Regions from separate parts of the Homo sapiens genome. Here region 1 is linked to region 2. A link is a loop called in an ENCODE intact Hi-C map of the cell type or tissue named here. Cell type or tissue: GM12878. All regions are shown on one strand. Each heading gives the region's core, and the rest is flanking DNA. Links, peaks and the distances in the headings are about the cores only.

Region 1 (8,451 bases), core at 260-8,259, 490 kb before region 2:
AGCCACTGTGTCCAGCTTAGTTCATTTTATTTCTAAAAATATTTTTCATCCACTGCTTGTAATAGGTTTTTGTCTGCCTTTAGAGGTAACTCCCATTCACCTCCTAACCCAGGAGACAAAAGGATGGTTAGCTTGGTCACATCCATTTTCAAGCTGAGGGAACCATTTGTCTTTAGACCCAGATCTTGTGACAAGCCAAATCAGTCCTCCAGAGCTGCTGGTTTTCTCACTTGCCTTTCAACTCACTGAGTCAGGAAGCCTCTGGAGGATGAAGAAGGAAGACTTCGATATCTTTTCCCTGAGTTATGAGAACATCTTCACAAAAGTACCAATCAATGATTCTTGGTCTTTGCATCTTTTCCCTTTCACCATTTATTATATGCAGTTCAAGGTCTGGAATGGAAATTCAGCAATCTCTGGCTCCCTAATGACCCCTTTCTGGCTTTTGTTAGTTCATAGAAATAAGTTCTGTCATTCAGCAAATCACATCTTGCAGGCTGAAGCAGGCAGGACTCAGGATAAATAGATCTATTTGTTTCTTCGGGATGTTCTTTTGGTAGCACAGACTCTGTAATATATGCTTCAGTACATTTCTAGCACCTGAAACCCAGAACTGCCTTTTGCTGATTCACAGTAATATTTTAGAGTCTTCATGACATATTTGTTCCCCATTGAAAGCCTTAACTTTAAATGTAAACTACTTAACTGAGTAATATAGTTTTCCGCAAGTAAGTATACTTCTACAAAAAAAAAAAAAAAAAAAACAACTGGGAAGACAAGAAAGGAAGAAGAAAGAAATGTTAAAATCCAGCTTCTCCATCCCTTTCTTTTTTCTTTTCTTTCCTTTTCTGCTTCTTTTTTTTTTTTTTTTTTTTTTTTTTTGGAGACAGAGTCCTGCTCTGTTGCCCAGGCTGGAGTGCAATGGCATGATCTCGGCTCACTGCAACCTCCGCCTCCTGGGTTCAAGCAATTCTCCTGCCTAAGCCACCCAAGTAGCTGGGATTACAGGCGCCTGCCAGCAGCATGGCTAATTTTCGTATTTTTTAGTAGAGATGGGGTTTCACCGTGTTGGTCAGGCTGGTCTCGAACTCCTGACCTCACGTGATCCACCCGCCTCGGCCTTCCAAAGTGCTGGGATTATAGGCATGAGCCACCAATCCAGTGTAGTATCTATTCTTATCAGTCTCCATCTCTTTCTTAAGAAGAAAGTTTTCTCCTATAATTGAAACACAGTTTTCTAATGTAATGAAAAGGGCAAAATAATTAAGCCTGCATATTTCTGTTGGACTATGTATGTAGGTATGCAAACTAGAATCCTACACTGCCAAGTTCTCCACTGGGTAGAAACGTGGAAATAAGGACCAATGGAAAATCCAGTCTGCTGTTCTGCTTGTGGCACCAAAAGAGTTTTAGGGCTGCAAACTTTTATTTTTTTTCAATTATTTTTTAATTGAGTAAAACCTGTGGACATTTGTCACTTCACTAGAGACCAACTGGCCAATCCTGTACTAGACTTCATGGAACAGGAGCTAAGCAGAGAGGGCCCTGGGGTGAGACCTAATGAATCCACTAGGTCCACAGGCAGACCCTCAAGCCAACATGGATTTTTCTCAAGCCTTAAGCTTTAATAGAGTTTTTCCTGTGAAACTTTAATCTTGGGAATCATCACCACTTTTTTTCTTCTCCCTTTGGAATTGACATACTCATCCTATCCCTGTCCCACCATTGTATTTTGCAAACACATGACTTATCTGGTTTCACAGCTAGGAGGAAATTTTACCTTGCCTCTCACTCATATCTGAATTAAATAATATTTTGATGGCACTTTGGACTTCAGACTTGAGAGTTGAGGCTGGAACTAGGTGAGACTTTTGGGGCTGTTGCAATGGAATGAATGTGTTTTGCATGTGGGAAGAACATAAATTTTGGGAGGCCAGGGGCAGAATACTATGGACTGAATATTTGTGTTTTCTCAAAATGTATGTGTTGAGATGGGATGGTATTTGAAGATATATTTGGATATATGTTGAGATGGGATGGTATTTGGAGATATGGGATGGTATTTGGAGATAAAGTATTTGGGAGGTAACTGTGTTTGGATAACATCCTGGGAGTGGAGCCCCCATGTTGGGATTGGTATTCTCATAAGTGGCTGGAGGATACAGAGCACTAGTGCTCTCTCCCTCTCTCTCTCTCTCTCTCAATCCCTCTCTTTCTCTCTTTCTCTCCCCCCACCCATGGGAAGATACAATGAGAAGATGGCAAACCAAAATGAGGGCCCTCACCAGTCAAGGAATTTCCTGGAATGCTTCTAGAAGTTCTCAGTCTCCAGAACTGTGCGAAATAAATGTTTGTTCTTTAAGCCACCCAGTCTATGGTATTTTTATTATAGCAGCCCAAGATAACTAAGACAGACATCTGCAATAGACTACAAGAAAGCCTTTGATAGTTTACTTAGCAGAAGAAACGTCTGGACAACTTACTAAAAGTGAAAAATGTGAGGTCCCAAAGCCCCATAGATTTTGCTTTAGTACGACTGGAGATAGTCCCTGAATCTGAATTTTTGATAAGTACCACAATTGATTTTGATGCAGGTGATTTCAAGGGCTCTACTTTAAAGAATACTGCTTGGAGCCCAATTCTTACGTTACTACTCAGTAACTACTAATATACAAATAAGGAAGGAGTTCGAGGCAGAGAGAGCTAAGTTCGCATTCTAACTTTTTCACTTATTTGCTGGGAGACAGAAGGCAAATGATTAACCCTTATGAGCTTCAGCTTTTATACCTTTATAAAAGAAATAATGTTGATATCTGCCTCACAAGCGTTCTGAGAGTATTGAATGGGATTAAACATGTAAAATGTGATACCAGGAAGTATATACTCTTACCATTATTTTTGGACGCAGGCCATTGTTTTAATCAGAAACATGGACTTTCAATTTGTAAAGATCTACCTCTCCAGAATCTAGCCTGATAAAATTTCTGGGAGTGTTGGGTTATGAACCAGAGTGGAAAAAAAAGAGAAAACTATTGGTTATTTGGCACATCATGACATCCTAGACATTATGCTGGACTCTCTGGAATTCTTACTTCATTTCATCATCAGAACAATATTATCCCAAGTAAGGAATAAAAGACACAAAGAAGCTAAGATATTTGCTCAAGTTCTCATGTCTAGTAAGCAGCAGGATCTGTTTCATTCCACATTGATTTGATTCTCAAGTTACATGAAATAATGGGAAGCATTAATTTTTCCAGGCAAGTTAGTGATTTTGGAGATATTATCCTGAGATAGGGAGCCCCATAAACTTGAGGCAGCAATACAGTGTAATAGAATAGAGGAGCCCCAAAATAGAGTGAGAAAATGCTGAAAGAATTATAATGAAGCTCTGTAGAATATTATAACGTTGTGTTTATAGCAATGATTTGTCCCATTATTTCTTTCCTGGGCAATGCCATTTCATCTAGCCACAGTCAGGGAGAGCTTGTATACCAGTATACTCCATTCTCCAACATGGAACAATGACAGTGCTTCAAAGGGGCACTTGTCATCTCCTGCAAAGCTGTTAGAAATCATAAGACTATATTTGTCAGAACTTACGTGGACTGGGGTGCTGTATTTGCTGCATTAAATATGTTTTATTTAAGGCTATTTCCAATCCATGTTCCTATGATTTATTTGGGAGTAAAGGGTTGAACAGGTGTAAGGGGACAGGTAATTACGATTCATTTCAGAAATAAAATGCAAAATCATCATGAGTTTGAGCTCTTTTGTGGGGTTAATACATTTTGTATTCTAGTATTATTTCCAGCAGTAAGCCCAGGTCTTCTATGGTAATTCTTTCTTGGTTGAACTAGATTACATTAGGTAAAATACGTGATTGATTTTAGTTATGTGACTCAAGTCATTAAATGGGTTCGTATGTGAAATGAGATCATCCTACTGTCAGAAGGAAACTGATTTGCCAAATTCTCTTTCCATTTTAACTTTCATGTTCAAACTTTCAATACTGAGCACACAAACCAAAATATTTGGGTTCTTGGCTGCAAGGTGTTTACTTAACCTGTGCTTGGGACTTCCATACTCATAATTAGAAAAATCTATAGGACAGTCACAGCTTCTTTTTCTGAAATGTCCATTTGGCTTGATGATTTGGAAGAAATTTACCTTTAGAATTCAATAGGTAGAAACATATTATGAAGGCAAATATAGCATCGACCTGTATTATGATAGTACTGTGGGCTAACTTAGGGCTGTATACCCGGATGCTTAGGTCTAAGTGTGTTTATTTTCATAGCTAAGGCTTACTGAGGACCTACCCTGTGCCAGGCATTGTGACAAATGCTCTGCCTGCTCCACCTCATTTGGCCTTCACAACACTATGAGGTGGCTATTATTATCCCTATTTTATGGATGAGACTGAGACTTTCAGATTAAAAGAACATTCCCACATTTGTGTGGCAGATATCAAATCTTGACCATATGTTCAGATCTGAGATTGGTAAAGTCTGTGCCATTAACTACTCAGTTGTAGTGAATATTGTTCTTATCAGTTACTCTCTAGCTGTTAATAGGTTTTGGTGGACATACTTAACACTTAGTGACTTAAGTAAGAATGAAGGAATAGCTAGCTACACATGATGTTTCATTTCTGGAAAGTCTGTGTGAAGCTGATTTTTTAATTTCCAGAGACTCAACTGCTACACATACTTGTTTAGTCATTAGCAGATCTTTTTTGGTGAGAATTAAAGAGCCACCACGCGCATTTGTTTCTGTCTTAATCAACCACCTATTCTTTAAAAGAAAAACAAATAGCGGTTGTCCCACAGGGTAGTTTTCTTTTTCAGAAATTGGAATTTACAGTGGTTTCTGGTCTATAATCAGTGCATTTTTTACGCAAAGAGAATATTCTGAAATTTCCCATAGTGGGGGATTTCAGAGTTAAAATGAGTTTGCTTTTCACAGCTAAGGGCTGGGATTTCTGCATGTTTCACAAGGTAATTCTTTGATTTTTGGTTTCAAATTTCATCCCAAATCCTTGAAAGTCAAAGATAAGTAGTTACCTCCTCTGTTTCAGAACTGACCATGCACTATAATTTTCCAAATTATACATACGAGATCAAAGTGTGAAAACTTTCAGTTGTCTCTCAAAAGTGATTTTAGTTTCAATTATCTCCGGGCAACAAAAACACCTCACTGGGTCTGCCCAGTGCTTGAACATTCATCAGCAGGCTTCAGGTATATTATTTGATTCTGTACTTACAACAGCCCTAGGAGGTCTGTTATGATTATGTACATTTTTATAGGTTCAGGTAAGCTAACAGACAGTAGGGAAGTGGTGGAGGTATTCCCAAGCCCAATTCTTCTGTTTCCAAGTCTGATCCTCCTCCTAAATCATTCCTGGCATCCATTGCTCCTTTTCACCTAATGAAACAGACAGGATGCATTGTGTGATGGGTACGTTACTTCTAAGCCCAAAGTTCATAAGCTGGTACATAGGAGGAAGAGTTATCAGTAATTTTTTTCCCTAGCCTCTCAACTCTCCTACCCGCTTTTTGACATTCATCCCTGTGTCTGGAATCTCACAGTGGCCTTAGTTGTACAAAAGTCCTTGGACTGTGGTCTGCTGGTCACACCTGCCCTCTGTCATGCTCTAGTTTCCATTATTGACAGCTTTACTTACTGGTATCCATCTTACTGAGGAAGTTGTCGCTACTATAAAATCAGGTAAAGAATTCCCCATCAATGTCTTTGCAACTAATAATATAATCACTGTTACTTTCCAGAATTTATTTTTATTTTGATTAGAAGATATCTAGAGACTAAAATGACATGAAACAACGGCATAAATCATTATGGCTACCTCCCTCCCTCATTCTCTTCTTCCCTCTCCCTCTCTCTATTCTGTCTGTCTTCCCTCTTATCCATAAATGAACACATTTTTGCTAAGAATGGCTTAACATCTTAAAGTGCTAGGCAGTGTGCCGAGGACTGTGGATAAAAGGGTGAAATGGCACAGGCCCTGCCTAGGAATCTTCTTGGGCAGGCCAACATGGTGACAAACATAACACAAATAAATGTTCTGTTGGAAGAGACCTTTCTTAACTTTCATTGAGAGGAAATAATGCGAGGATTGAAAATATGAAATAATTCAGGTTATAAAATGTGTGAAATTAAGTGAGATATTGTATTAGTCTGTTATCACACTGCTAAAAAGAAATACCCAAGACTCAGTAATTTATAAAGAAAAGAAGTTTAATTGACTCAGTTGCACATGGCTGGGGAGGCCTCAGGAAACATTCAATCGTGGCGGAAGGGGAAGCAGGCACATCTTACATGGCAGCAGGAGAGAGAGAGGGAGACTGAGTGTGAAGGAGGAACTGTCAAACACATAAAACCATTAGATCTCGTGAGAACTCACTCACCATCATGAGAATAGCACAGGGGAGACTGCTCCCATGATCCAATTACCTCTCTCCCTGGACATGTGAGGATTACAGTTTCTACTTTTGACACATAGGGATTGAAATTCGAGATGAAATCCGGGTGGGGACAGAGAGCCAAACCATATCAGATACAAATAAATATATAAATAGCCTCAATTAATAAAGCACCAATAAGGCACAGGAGGTTTATAAGAGATACCTTTAATGCAGGAAGACTTTATTTCACTGAAATAATACTAGGTGCATGGTAGCAAATTACTTTCATTGGGATTAAATTTGTGGCTTTTTTTTTTAATCTCTCTTTTCTAAGTAAGAGTAGTAACAGAAAAATTACCTTGGAATCACTTGAAAGAAGCTTTTCTTAGACTATGTCACCTACAAATTACTCAAAGGGAGTCTTTTTTGAGAAAGTGGATTTATTGTCCAAGGAAATGAATATGACTAGCCCTATTAATTTTTAACTGTGGAGAAAAAACATCTGATTGACTTTTGGGGTTTTTGTTATTGTTGTTGTTGTTTGAGGTTTTTCTTGTTTGTTTGATTGTTTTTGAGACAGTGTCTTACTCTGCCACCCAGGCTGGAATATAGCAGTGCAATCTTGGCTCACTGCAACCTCCACCTCCTGAGTTCAACCGATTATCCGGCCTCAGTCTCCCAAGTAGCTGGGACTACAGGCGCGCACTATCACACCTGGCTAATTTTTGTGTTTTTAGTAGAGATGGGGTTTCACCATGTTGATCAGGCTGATCTCAAGCTCCTGGCCTCAAGTGATCCATCCACCATGGCCTCCCAATATGCTGGTATTACAGGCGTGAGCCACTGCACCAGGCCTGATTGACTTTTATAGCCAAATCTCTGCAGAGAGCAGAGTTGGGAATTCTAGGTCCATGAGGTGCAGAGTACAAACACTAGTTCTGTCCTTTTTGCTGCTGTGCTTTAAGGATGCGAATGTGAATTGGAAGGATAAAATGACTTGGGATGTAACTCCACGAACCCTATGGCAGGGTATTTAGGTTTGAGTTTGGCATTGAGTAGAGAGATTGTCTCCTCTAGAAACATCAAGGATTATCTATGTGAGTTTCAGGTCTCTGAACTGTTATCTCAGTAGTGTACCCTCCTCTTTGGGGCTGGATAGAGCCCATAGATGACACAGAGCCTGGGTAGCAACAAAAAGCAAGACAATAGAGGACTGATGAAATACCAAGATGCCAATTTTTTTTTTTTTTCCTGTTGCAGTATAGAAGCCCAACTGGCCAGGCGCGGTGGCTCACGCCTGTAATCCCAACACTTTGGGAGGCCAAGGCACGTGGATCACGAGGTTAGGAGTTCAAGACAAGCCTGGCCAAGATGGTGAAGCTCTGCCTCTACTAAAAATACAAAAATTAGCCGGGTGTAGTGGTGGGTGCCTGTAATCTCAGCTACTCGGGAGGCTGAGGTAGGGAATTGCTTGAATCCGGGAGGCGGAGGTTGCAGTGAGCCGAGATCGCGCCACTGCACTCCAGCCTGAGAAGCAGAGCAAGACTCTCTCTCCCCACCCTCCAAAAAAAAAAAGAAAGAAAAAAAGAAGTCCAACTGCCCCCACCCCTAATACGAAGCCTATTGGAGCTTATGAAATTTGAGAAGGTGAAACCATAAGAGGGATATCATGAACTCCCTAATGATATGGAGACTTGTGATTCCTAAGATTAATAAAATAATGTTACTGGATTTTTCTTAAAGTAACTTATGTAATCGCTCAGTCACATTAGATGGATTTGGAACCAAGTCTATAATTTATATCTCCACATCAATTACGCCCATCCTGGTAACCAATGACTGCTACCGTGCAAGGCAATGACTAGCCTCGGGAGGATGTGGAGTAGCTGATAACATTTTCTAACTTGATATTTATAAGGGACAAATTACATTTCTTTTTACACAAATTTGTCCTCTGAAAGCCTGCCATGTATCATACAGTTAAGGTTTGAAAAGGGCCTAAGGAGTTGAGAACACCTAATCAACC
Region 2 (8,451 bases), core at 266-8,265:
GTGCATTTTTAGCAGTTTAAGAATGACCTTCTTCCTTTTTACTAAAATAACTACATTTTATAATAAAGTTTTAGAAAACACTACTCTGAAATATTATGGTTGTTCAAAGATGGTACCAGTAAGACATATTTTCACTCCAGCAGTGAACTTTTTAGACCAAATCCATGTTTAAAAGAAGAAAGCAATCTTTAAGAAGATAAGTAGAGGTAGTTGAGGGAGATTTTTAAAGTGATTATGGAGTGTGAAGAAACACTCTAAACCTCTCAAATAATATTTGATAAAAGATCACCTTCTTCTCTCTAGCTGGGAGTTAACTATTGATGCCTTTTTCTATTTTGAGGATTTTTTCCTCTAGATTAAAAGGAAAGAATCTCCAGTCCCTGTGAACTTGTGCAAAGAGGTTGAAAAGGAGCAAGCCTCCCTGTTATGCCACATGGGTATCTTTCATCCATAGGCAATTTGGCTCCGGGGCTGCAGAACACTTCTGGCCCATCTGGAAAGCTACTGAGAGCAAGAGAACTGAAAGGCACATCTTTAATTTTCATTTCCTAGACTTCGCATAACTCAGCCTTGGGCCAAAACACATCATAGTCAACTCAGAGATTTTGGCCCTACCTTTGGTGTCTTCTGAAATTCAGTGTCAGAAGAGATTGAACAGGACTGTTCTACCTTTATCTAGGAAAACTACCTGGAAGGAAATATCAGCCGAGAATTTATTTTTTATTTTAAGAAAAAAATTCTCTCTCTCTCTCTCTCTCTCTCTCTCTCCTCACTCTCTCTGCCTATAGATACAAATGTTAAAGATGGGTTTTATCTGATGAGGGGAGATAGTAGTTGGGCATTCAGATTCCTCAAAAGCAGGAAGGAGGTAATTTATTGACAGAAGAAGCACCTATGTCTACAAAACAAAAAATGATCTATGGTCCTCTGTGTATAAAGGAGAATGGGAAGAAACACCAGAGACAAGTATTAAGTTCCCAAGGGGCTAAAGAGATACAAGACTTTAAAAAGGTAAATGAAGACAACATAGGTGATGAGGAAATTAAGGAGATTGACATGAAATGAGATTATAGTTCTAGGAGAAATCCCATAACTGATAGGAAAAAAAAGAATTTCTGAAACCGAAATCTGGCTAACATTTAGAAGGGAAAAACCAAATGCCAAAGAGACAAAGAAAAATCTAATAATCGTCATTGTGTGCAAAGGATTTAATAATGATAAAGAAACTAGATGCCAGATTGCAAAATGGCACATACTCTAGGAGGTTACCACACTGTGGAGCTCCAATAATAGTGTCCTGCTCTATATCCAGAGACAAAATTACTGACCTACCATCTGTTTTAGCAGCCACAAGGATTCATTTGGACATTCCAGTTTACACCCCTACCACACATTTTCAAGACAAGAGCCTGTGGCTCTCATTTGTTCCTCTAGCCGACATCAATTTTTTACATGAGAATGGAACTCAGTCTCGGGTCATTTGCACTGGCTGGGCTAACCAGTAAGAGATACTGCATCATGTAATAAAGATAATGACATTTTAGAAGGGGCATGGCAAGTGATTATGCGTGATGGGTCTTGAACCATAAGGGCATTGTCTTTGAGAAGTAGATAAATGTCTAGAAAGGAAACTAAAAGCACTAACTTTGGCATTTTATTCATTGCATGGGTTTAGACCAATGGTTCTCAACTGATGGGGTACTTTTGCTCCACAGAGAACATTTAACAATGTATACAGGCCTTTTCATTGTCACAGCTTGAGGGGGAAGGGGCGGTCACTACTGTCATGTGATAGTAGAGGCCAGGGATGCAGCTAAACGTCCTACAGCGCACATCATGGCTCCTCAACAACATAGACTCATCTGCCCCAAAATATCAACAGCGCCAAGGAGAAGAATCCTGCTTTAGACAAATACTTCCATTTATTTGTCTTTTTTGTCCTCTCCTTACAAGAGAATAATATCTTACGTGGTTGATGTAAAGAATCAATAAGATGAATCAATACATACAAGTGCCTGAAAAATGGTAGGTAGTCACTGCATTTTGAATATTATATATATATATATATATATTTTTTTTTTTTTTGAGATAGGGTCTCACTCTGTTGTGTAGGCCAGAGTGCAATGGCATGATTATGGCTCACTGCAGCCTTGACCTCCCAGGTTCAAGCGATTCTCCTGCCTCAGTCCCCTGGGACTGGGACTACAGGCATGAGCCATCACACCCAGCTAATTCTTTTGAATTTTAGTAGAGATGAGGTCTCACTAGGTTGCCCAGGCTGGTCTCAAACTCCTGGAGTCAAGTGATCTGCCCACCTTGGCCTCCCGAATTGCCAGGATTACAGGCATGAGCAACCATACCAGGCCTGAATATGAATAAATGAATATTTAAAACTATGCTTGTCAAATTTTAATGTGATTCTAAGTCTATGAAGCAGTTTGGAATAGGATTTTGAGTGTAAGGAGCTTCACATTTTAAATTACATCAAACTGCATCAGGTAGAAGAAAGGAGTAAATTTTTGCATTTTATGTAATTATAAGTAAATAAGTATTTCCTACTCTGTAGCAGCATGGACTAAAACTTTTTACAAGAAGTGTTCATCTTTTTCTCACCACCTCCAAAAGTATTCCTCAAAAAATGTGTATGGACAATTTAATGTAAATCAACTTAAGTCATTGACAAACATCACCTTGTCTTTAACATGCTAATATGTGCTGCAGATGTTGGACAGAGGATATGGTATTTTCTAAAAGGTATTTGATTATGGCAGCCCTCTTTTTCAATATGTCTTTTAACATCTCACATTAAACTAAATTATTTGAACATAGTTTGGGAAATGCTGAGGAGAAGAAAGGAAGAAAGGGAGGGAAGAAAGGCAGACGGAAAAAATATATTCATATCATCCCCAGGCAGGTGTGCAGGAAAGCAGCCTGTGGCATGACAAGAGTGACACTGTCTTGAAAAGAAACCATGATGATGACAGACATTTGAATCCTGCATATCAAGCTATTCTGCAGCAGGGTCTTAAAACAGTGCCTACAGCATAAATCACCCCTCAGAAAGATGCTTATCTAACTTCCTCAGTAACAAGAAAGCATGAGATGTGACCAGCTTTGTATGTTTTATGCTAAAAACTTCTACAGAAATGAAAATTTTCTGGAAGGCTGGAGCTGAGATCTACCATCTCCAGTCCACCCAAGACATTCCTTTCATTTGTAAGCCCCTCTTGAATATTTTCTTTCTGAGAAACTATTTGTCAGCTTCTTTCTTTGGTCTCTCAGCTCCCTCTCAGCCTTCGGGGGTAGGTTTTTATATACCTGCTCACCATGAAACAAGGTGAAATGACCAGGTGCAAATGAAATGCTATACCTATAATCATTAAGGCATAAACACATGTCATCAAGAATGGGGAAAGCCACTATCTGGAACAGGAAACAATGAAGAAAGAGAGAGAGAGCCAGAGATTTGATCAGGAAGACCCGAGGGAGACAAATACACTTAAGTTGCCCTCACCTTGACTGTGTTGAGCTAATCAAATGAAATACAGTGCTAAGAATTGGATTTGGAAACACAACGAAAATTACTCATCACAGCTATGAAACTCTTTTTCTAACCTTCATGTACACATTCAGCCAAGCTGCTCTTTCTCATCATATTCTGGAGTCTTTTTCAAAGCCGTGAGTCAGAGAATCTGGAGAAATTGTAGTAAAGGTGAAACTTGTCTACTCTGTTTAGTAGTTCTCAAACTTGGCTGCACATTTGCTATAGAATGGAAGTTTATGTCCTCCTCAAATTCATATGTTGATGTCTAATCCCCACTATGATGGTATTTGAATGTGAGTCCTTTGGGAGGAGATTGGGTCATGAGTAAAGCCCTCATGAGTGGGATTAGTGCCCTCATAAAAAGAGATATGAGAGAGCTCACTTCCTCTTTCTCTCCTCTCAGACAGGTGAAGACAGAACAAGAAAACAAACCAAGAATTTCCCCTCACCAGCCACCAGCTCTGCCAGCAACTTGATCTTAGACTTCCCAGCCTCCGTAACGGTGAGAAATAAATGTTAAAGCCACCCAGTTTGTGATATATTTGTTTTAGCAGCCCAAACTAAGACATCATTGAAATCACCTGGGGATCTTTTAAAAAACTACTGAAGCTATTTTCTCTACCCCACCACCACCATCAGAAATTCTAATTTAGTGATTCTGAGGGCAGACTGGACATTAGGACTGTTATATAACCGCAAATGATTCTATGGGGAAGCAACCTAGTAAATGTCTAATCTAGAATGCATGAAAGTTAGAAAGCAAAAGGAAAAGATCTCTCTCTCTCTCTCTCTCTGTTTCTCTCTGCTTTCTTGCCTTTGCTTTTTGAATTTTTTCTTTGTGAGTCATGTTAAAAAACTATGAGGACATCAAATAAAATAATGGCTAACATTAACTAAATACCTACTGCTTTTCATCACTTAAACTGTGCTTTATCTTTACTGATCAATTTAATTCCTCTAACAACTCTTGAGGCAGGTATTGTGAGGCTCCATGTGAGGACACATTACCTGGACAAAAAGGTTAACTAACTTAGCCAGTTTACTCAGTAAGAGACACACCAGTCTTCTCGATCCTGCTCACACAAAAACTAAAGTTGGACACAACTGAACCTGAACTTGGCAGAAAAGTCTAGTGGTTCCTAATGCTAGATGAACACTAGAATCTCATGGTAAGCTTCCAGAAAGCCCCCCTGCTATATTTTAGTGGTGTATACTTGATACTAAACACTTGTCAAAACCCACGTAAGTTTACAGCTCAAATGCTGAACTTTAATATATGTAAATTTAAAAAATCAATTCAGGAGGTCAGAGGGTTCCAAGATGGAATGTAGACGGTGACTAAGGAATCTAACTGTATTACAAAAGTATGCATAACCGCACTGAAGGAGGCAGAGAAACAAGGTGCTGATCTAAGTTTTTTTGGAATTGAGTAGGCTGAGACTGAAGGCAATAGGAAGTGTGCATAAGCACTGCACTTTAATTGGTAAAGTTACTTCCTACAAAAGCACAATCTAACAATTCTGAAACCACTCTACATGTATATAGGGTTGAACAAGTATTTAAATAGATGCTGAACAGTGCCAGATTTCTCACTGTTGAAGTGGGAGGTTATAGATGGGCAAGGGGAAAAAAGTACAATGGTCCACGTAGTAATGGATTCAAGTAGGAGACATCAGTATGAATTCAGGTTACTTTTAATGTAGATATGTATGTGTTCACAGGTTAATAGTGCCAACGTATATTTTCTTTTTTAAAACTTTTTTATTTTTAATTTTTTTAATTTTACTTTAAGTTCTGGGATACATGTGCAGAATGTGCAGGTTTGTTACATAGGTATACATGTGTCATGGTGGTTTGCTGCACCCATTAACCCATCATCTAGGTTTTAAGCCCCGCATGCATTAGGTATTTGTCCTAATGCTCTCCTTCCCCTTGCCCCCCACCCCCTGATAGGCCCCAGTGTGTGTTGTGCCCCTCCCTGTGTCCATGTGTTCTCATTGTTCAACTCCCACTTATGAGTGAGAATATGCAGCATTTGTCTGTCTGTTCCTGTGTTAGTTTGCTGAAAATGACAGCTTCCAGCTTCATCCATGTCCCTGCAAAGGACATGTACTCATTCTTTATTATGGCTGCATAGTATTCCATGGTGTGTATGTGCCACTTTTTTTTTTATCTAGTCTGTCATTGATGGGCATTTGGGTTGGTTCCAAATCTTTTCTATCGTAAATAGTGCTGCAATAAACATACAACATATATTTTCTAGTTCTGTCTACTGACAAGTCTTAGAAGCACCAATAACACCCCAGAAGCAGTGAGCACACTAAGTGCCCAGATACTGGTTTCCAGTTCCATTCTCCAATAAAAGGAACCTGGGCTTCTTGGAGAAATGGCTGCTTCTAAGGCTGGGGCAGGGAATACGCAAGATGTGCCTGGCTGGTGTTTAAAAGACAAAATGATGGAAGCATATAAAGGGGACACAGAAGCCAACTAAAACAGCTCTCAATGGTCAAAGCTGAAACAATTTGAGCAGCAAAATAAATAGCTTAATATTGGAGTATAATCCAAGGTATAAGTAAATATTTTGAGCCCACGTGGATATAAACCGATGATTGAATATGTACATAAATAAGTGGGGAGAATAGACAAGTCTCCCAATTACAGTAATTCCGAATAATTTACGTAAATATTTCCCCCTCAAGGAGTTGGAATATCACTCCCCTTCCCTTAATTGTGAGTTGCATATAATAACTTTCTTCTAGAGAGTGCAGTATAAAAAAGAAGAAAGGGTACCTTACAGTGAAGAAATCTGACAAACACCACCTCAGCTAAGTAGGTGATCAAGGTCAACATCAACAATAATGTCATGTAAATGTCATTTATTCCTGATGTGAGGTGATAAGAATGGCACTTTTTCTCTGCAGTCTTCCTCCTAAAAACCTGTAACCTCAATCTAATCATGAGAAAAGACATCAGGCAAATCCCAACTGAGGGAGATTTTACATAGTACCTGAGCAGTACTCCTCAAAACTGTCAAGGTCATCAAAAACAAAGAAGTATGAAAAACTGTCACAGCCAAGAGGAACTTAAGGAAACATAATAATTAAAGGTAATGTGGTATGTGGGATGAGATCCTAGAACAGAAAAAGGACATTAGATAAAAACTAAAAACATCTGAATCAAGCATGGGCTTTAGCTAATAATAATATATGACTTTTGAATCATTAACTGTAAAAGAAAGTATTAATATGAGATGGTAATAATAGGGGAAATTGGGTATGGGGTATATAAGAATTCTCCGGACTTTGAAACTTTTTGTGAAGGTACATTATTCTAAAATTAGAACTTATGTGAAAAACAAGCAAAGAAAATAAAACAGAATATCTATCTACTGGAACACCTTCAGAGACTCAGATTTAATTTGTCTGGGGTGAGCAGAGCTTGAGTGCTTGGTAGCTTTTAAAAGAGCCCCAGGCATTTTTAATAAATATCTAATAAGAAATGATATCCATCCAGTTTGCTAATCCCATGGCACAACTTCAGGCCCTAAGATATCCCTTTTCAGCCCAGAGATCTGTACTCTTCCCTATAGCTTATTGCAACCAATAATCAGCAAAACTATTTTCATTTTGTATGAAAGTTCCGGAGAAGCTGAGCATAAGAGCATTGAGAAAACTCTTGGAAAACATTACTAAATTTAATAGAATGCCTTGATGTGAATTAAAAACAAGAAAAAATCTTGCCAGGTGCGGTGACTCACGCCTGTAATCCCAGCACTTTGGGAGGCCGAGGCGGGCGGATCATGAGGTAGGAGATCGAGATCATCCTGGCTAACATGGTGAAACCCCGTCTCTACTAAAAACACAAAAAATTAGCCGGGCATGGTCGCGGGCGCCTGTAGTCCCAGCTACTCGGGAGGCTGAGGCAGGAGAATGGGGTGAACCCGGGAGGCGGAGCTGCAGTGAGCCGAGATCGCGTCACTGCACTCCAGCCTGGGCGACAGAACTAGACTCGGTCTAAAAAAAAAAAAAAAAAAAAAAAAAATTCATGTAGTCCCCTTATCAACTGACCCTCAAAGGGCCTCCCTTGACCCTGATGGTTTTTTTTTTTCCCCGTGCCTGGTGCCTTTCACACTAATATAAGGAGACCAGGTTTGGCAAAACAGTGCAGAAATTCCATTCATTGATCAAGTAATGGAGAACGGGAGCTCATGCTCAAAGCACCTTCTCCCTGGAAGTAGAGTAAAGGGAAATTTTTAAGGACTTTTGGGCAGGTAGGTGGAGACAGGGGTGGGGATTCCTTGAAAAAAGTTTGTTCTTCCAGGAGGGGTTAAGTATGCGCAGTCTTGCATTTTCTTTTGCATTGGCACTTTTTGCACCCAGCAAGGTACATTTCTCCCCACTGGATGGAAATGTTGGTATGAGAAAGAGGCAAGAAATCAGGTCAGGTCTCGCACTGAGGCAGAAGTTCAGGTGAAGGCAGCATTTCTGGGCTTAGCTTGTCCTGCAGGTGGTTCCTGGTTATTGGCATCTGACTGTTGTTTCTGTAAGCAAGCATAGCTACAAGCATAAGTTAGTTTCAGGGGTTTTGTGCCTTCCTGAGAGAATCTGAGTTATGCTGTGGTAACAGGTGACGGTTCCTTAAATTTGAAAACCGAACAAACAAGAAGACTTAGAAGTTATTAGCTGAAACTATGATTCAGAAGGATAATTCAATCCCCAAAATTATGGTGCTTCAAAGGTGGCAACTGAAATAAAAGTGACTACCTGTATTTTTATACAAGTTACTTGTGGCCAGCTGTTTTTTCTATGCAGATATGGGGTTCTCATTTCACAGCAGATCCATATTACAGGCAGAAACAAAAATGACAGAATCATAAACCTTTGAGATTATCCAGTCTAGTGGTTTCC

Evidence for each region. Hi-C counts contacts between places; a loop is a spot of excess contacts. Peaks named below come from ENCODE experiments on the same cell type or tissue, not always from the same donor. Only the 100,000 strongest peaks of a DNase experiment are listed, where the experiment ranks them.
Region 1: it touches region 2 in a loop (9-fold over the local background); 1 of 110 quality-filtered maps calls a loop at or near these places.

What each region holds. Positions count from the first base shown.
Region 1 is chr3:6,225,200-6,233,650 of GRCh38, forward strand. No RefSeq gene overlaps it. Among named protein-coding and RNA genes, the nearest start is that of GRM7-AS3, 580 kb to the right of the region's middle. In GM12878, for the core only: no CTCF peak of the experiment used is centred there; DNase peaks (open chromatin) are centred at 3,959 and 4,742; H3K27ac peaks cover 2,008 bases.
Region 2 is chr3:6,713,622-6,722,072 of GRCh38, forward strand. All of the region lies in intron 2 of GRM7-AS3 (GRM7 antisense RNA 3), which reads right to left. It overlaps LOC105376944 (a long non-coding RNA gene), which reads left to right. Exons shown (of 8, transcript NR_188695.1): 4 at 3,948-4,046; 5 at 6,466-6,650. Among named protein-coding and RNA genes, the nearest start is that of GRM7-AS3, 88 kb to the right of the region's middle. In GM12878, for the core only: no CTCF peak of the experiment used is centred there; DNase peaks (open chromatin) are centred at 3,960, 4,634 and 4,999; H3K27ac peaks cover 1,965 bases.